2 separate regions of the Homo sapiens genome follow, and region 2 is linked to region 1. The links are chromatin loops, found by intact Hi-C in ENCODE. Cell type or tissue: B cell. All regions are shown on one strand.

Region 1 (2,500 bases):
TTCATAAATTGTTTGTAGAGACCCAACTATAACTTCTGTCCATCTTGTGTTATCTCTTCATCATTTTTAGACCCCCAGCTAACTGTGCCAACTCCTACTACTTTATGACCTTCTTTAATTTCTTCCAATAATCAGAAATTGTAAGGGACTTTTATTTTTCTGGAGTAAAATTGCCTGAATTCAAGTCCTCCTCTACCACTCACTTTTCTGTGTGACTTTAGGCAAGAGACTTGAAACTTTCTTTGGTCTCAGTTTCCCATCTTAAATGGGAGAAAATAATATCAACTTTATAGAGTTTCTGGCAAGGTAAAATATTGTAATAAACTCTTGGCACATGGTGAAACATAAAGACACTAGAAGAGTTGGTACTTACTAAGCCATTATATCCAGCCTTTAATTATTATGACTACACAGTGCAACAACTTCTAGGAGTATCCCCATTTTAGAAATGAGAAAACACAATGGATTCTAATGGAAAGAGTGAAGATTAAAGCACAAGCTTCTTATCTGTTATGTTCATAAATGTCTACTAGCATAGACTCCGTAGTTCTCTAAGGAATTTTTTTATAAACACAATTTACAATAAAGCAAATTCGTGTTTAGTGAGTCCTACAAGCTTGTCTCCCAAATTAAAACTTTTTTTTACTACTTCATGAAAATCATTCTTAAGTGCAACTGGATTTTTTTTTCTTCAAATGCATTGCAGTGAAAAACACGATGACTTGGAATTTGATTTATGATTTGGAATTACTGCCATGATTTATGCTAAGGTGCGTGAAGTTTTACCTACTATTGCTTTTGAGCCATCAATGCAGATGTCAACATAGTGGAAAAGACAAACGACATCTTCATATTATTATGAAAATAATTTTGACCTCATGAACCCCCTGAATATGTCTCAGGTACCCTCAGGGGTTCATTGACCACACTGAGAAACACTGACTGAGCAGCCACCTAAAATCATGCATTTTTACTATATTCCACAAGATGGTGATATTGTAATGTGCATCAGAAATTAAAAGTTGGGTCACAATTGAATAATTTAAAAAAATTGTTCACTTTCAGAAAATTATGTGGGTAAAATATTTCCTTCCTTCCTTCCTTCCTTCCTTCCTTCCTTCCTTCCTTCCTTCCTTCCTTTCTCTCTCTCTCTCTCTTTCTTTCTTTCTTTCTAGAAAATTTACTTGGTGAGCTCTTGAAACACCAAGTCCATCTTTTCTGAGTCCTAACTTTCATCATGGAAACTTGCTTTCTAAATACGGCTTTACCAATGGCTGCCTCCTACAGAAACCTAATGTTAATTTGGAGGATGACATTTTGCAATTGCGGAAACCAACAGGCTCTTGGAACCTTATCATTTAGTGCTTTTTAATTAAGAAAATTTTACCTTCTTCCAAATGACAATTTCACTTTTGTAGTTGCATATCACATGCTCTGGAATTCTATGAATCTTTATTGGAGAAAGGATCCCTCAGTTCTGTGGTTCTTACGCCTTTTATGTTTTGAGTGAAGGAATACAGATCCACTTGTGAATTTGATAAAAGCTGTGGATTCTCATCCCAGAAAAATGTACATGCATCTATGTGAAATTTTGCATACAATTTCACATGGCTCATTGTATTCTGAAGTTATTACTTGGATTAAGAACCTCTGCCTTAGTGGAAGAAACTATTGCCAAACCTCATATAGCCCCTTCAGCTTAGGTTAAAAAAAAAACAGTTGATATTAGAGGAAAGAGATATAAAGTCTTTATATAATCTTACTGCTTTGTCCTTATTACAGACTTTGTCTATACGCTGTAAAATAGTGTTTTCCTCACTTAAACATCCCATGCCTCTTGTTGATAAGAGTACAAATGTCATGCACCCATCAGAATTCTGATATAGATTTTTTGCCAAAAGGGACTTTTCTCTTCACCTCCCGAATTATGCTGTATGTTTTTCATATCCCCCACTAGTCAGGAAGATTTTGCCAGGCTTTATTTTTGTATTTATGTTGCAAAGCAGTGCTACCTTTTTCATTTTTTAGGTATAAAATTATAATATTTAAAATGATAGTTTTTTTTCAAATTATCTGCAAACTACACTACCTTCAGAGCTTTTGACATTTTTTGAAAAGTTCTACCTTCTGAAATTCCTACATTATTAGACTTTCATACATTTAATTTTTGTAGACATTTCTTTTGGACTATTTCCCTATGGCAAATAGTCTAGAAAAGGGAACCTGTAAAGTCACTGATTTAAGATATCTTCTGAAGAATTTTTTTTTTCATAAAAACAATTTTAGAGAGTCTGGAAATGTTTTATTTGCATTTTTTAAATGTATGTATTTTGGCTTAAATATGTAAATAAGAATATGTAATATATGTTTTTCTGCGTGTAGCTTATTTTATTTAACATAATATCTTCCAGTTCATCCATATTTGGCAAATGAAAGACTTTCATTCTTTTATATGACTAAATAATATTCCATTTTGTATCTGTACCACTTTTTTATTCAT
Region 2 (2,500 bases), 200 kb after region 1:
CTGGGGCTTCTGCTGAGATGAGATATTGAGTCTCAAGACTCAAGACAATTTTATAATATTAGGTTGAGCAATTTACCTGTAGTTTTCTTACTCTGTAACTAAGTACTAGGGAAAATTCTACTTTAGTAGGGCTGATGCAATCTTTGGCCCCATCATGTTGAGCACCAGACCACATTATTTCCCAAAGATTGGACTGTGTTATCAAGTGAAGTGTTAATAAGAGACTGAAGTATTTTTTTTCTTTTTTGATGAAAAGAAAAAAAAATATCAAGTTAATCACTGAGAACAGGATTTTATCAAATTGAGGCCCATATCAGTTTCCTGTTTTCCTCAAATAAAATGGAGAGACAAAGCAGCCTTAATAATCTTAGTGAAAACCAGATTAGGTGTAGATAAGCCACTTTTAAAAGGCTATTTCTTGCATCAAAAATAAAAGAGGTTGATTTAGATCAATTTCCTAGCTCCATTCTTGAGTGAAACATTTATCTATGGTTCCCTCCATATGGAATGCCATAAAGCTAGGTTTTGTTTCAAAAACTATTATGAAGCATCAACCAATGTATAGGAACACTGATATAAAACCTGTATGAGTGTGACCTATGCCTGTGACTTGACCTAGAGTCTTATCTGTTAGAAACCACTAATTTGAGAAGCAACAGTCTGAACATATTCCCTATCGCTCCAGCAGGATTGTTTTGAGCTGTATTTTTCACAACATTTGTGTATTTTTAAATCTGCTTCACTGCTAAGTATCTATACATAAGAACACAATAGATTTCATCTTCCTCTGAAAACTATTGTGTCAACTTTCATAAACTTTGACCAGAGTAGAACAAGGAAATGCTCTGGGGATCAGAAGCACTCTGACCTGGCCTGCGCTTATTAAAAATGGAGCAAAGCAAAAATAATTTTAGTATACTCTGCCTTCAAGGCCTTGTCTTCCTGAGCTCTGGACTGTCCTCTGTAGGGAGCAAAAGCAAGTCAGCTTTTCTAGGGTACCGGGCATATTTATGCCAGAAGTTGGAGCTTTGTTTTCAATGTATGATCTGAAAGTTTAGCACTTCATGAAGTGAAGTGATTTGGTTATTTATCCTTATAGGGCCAAAAGGCTAACTTTACTTCTTCCAGGAGCCTTAAGGACCCCAAATATGGTATACCTGTATTTTACTATCATTAGAAATTTTTTAAAAAAGAGGAAACAATTGTGGCCACTCTGAATTAGCTCCAGGTGTAGATTGAAGTTAAAAGTTGAGGGTCAGATTTATTTTTGGTCAACCTCCACGGGACCTGCTTCCTGTCCATTGTCAATAAAAATGCAGCTACCCAACACTCTCTGACACCCTTAGGTGATTAATTGTCAGAATAATTGGGAGCAGAGGTTTGCAGAAGACAGTAGTTTAATGCTCCTTGCAGTGGAAAATGTAATTAACTGCATCAGCATATATTTTTCCTTCTTCATTTCATCTGAAGCTCAAGTGTTGGTCCTTTGCCTCTATTTAGTGCACAATATGTTGGCTATTTAGGAAGATCTAATAGTTAGAAATGCTGTTTCTTTTAGTCAAAAGAAAGGAAGCCAGTAAGAAAAGAGGCTAATATTGATTCTTCTTCAGAATCATCTCAAGAGCCAAATGTCTTTCTGGTTTTTTAATCATACCTGTATGGGAAATATTACCTTGAGGGCACACTCCTGGATTGTCCTGTTTGAGTAAATTGTGTAGTTAAGGCTGAAACTCAAGGGGAGCTTTCTGAGGCACAAGGTATACATGACACTAGAAGGATGTGTTCCTAATGTGAACTTCAGTATACCAAAAAAGACAGAAATATAAAGTTACAGTTGTTTCAGGAAGGGAGGAAGAAACAAACTTACATAATGTTTCTCTGTAGTTAGGTAGGGCCGAATACTAGCAAGCTCATAAAGCAATTCACAAGCCCTATTGAATCTTCCTAGCTTTAGCTGTGAGGCTTAGAGGTAAAGTTTATACAAGGAAGAGAGAGAGTATAGCCAAGTTACAGAGTGAACCAGTGTCTGAGTCAGAAATAGAACTCCTTGCTTCTAATGCTGTGTTAAGTCCCAGCGCCACACCCTCACTTCTAGACGGCAAAGGTGGTTGTGTGTTCAAGCAATGGGAGCTATGAATAGGGCCACAGTGGCAGTTTTCCCATGCCCTCTCTTCAGGATTGAGAATGTAATGTTTTCTTGTCTGTCCTTTCTCTCCCACAAAGTTTGATTACTCAGAGCAGCAGAGCAGAAGTGCCAGGCATTTGCAGGCTGCTTGCTGTGGGTGTAATATATATGTTCCTGGAAACATAAAACTGAAGTGAGGGGATGGATGTGTTAATTAGCTTGACATAATCACCTCATGTAGTATACATATATTAAAACATCGCCTCGTACTTACATAAATGTAGTTCAATTATGATTTGTCAGTTAAACATAATGCAAATAAAAAATAAAATGATTGAAATCATAAAAAATCTGAATGGAAAACTGGGGAGATCT

The links. Peaks named below come from ENCODE experiments on the same cell type or tissue, not always from the same donor. Only the 100,000 strongest peaks of a DNase experiment are listed, where the experiment ranks them.
Region 2: it touches region 1 in a loop (10-fold over the local background); 3 of 110 quality-filtered maps call a loop at or near these places.

What each region holds. Positions count from the first base shown.
Region 1 is chrX:78,554,597-78,557,096 of GRCh38, forward strand. It overlaps the pseudogene UBE2V1P7. Among named protein-coding and RNA genes, the nearest start is that of RTL3, 100 kb to the right of the region's middle. In B cell, a CTCF peak has its summit at 973 (motif pointing right); a DNase peak (open chromatin) is centred at 965.
Region 2 is chrX:78,751,757-78,754,256 of GRCh38, forward strand. All of the region lies in intron 4 of LPAR4 (lysophosphatidic acid receptor 4), which reads left to right. Among named protein-coding and RNA genes, the nearest start is that of LPAR4, 5.3 kb to the left of the region's middle. In B cell, no CTCF peak of the experiment used is centred here; no DNase peak of the experiment used is centred here; H3K4me3 peaks cover 694 bases; H3K27ac peaks cover 1,914 bases.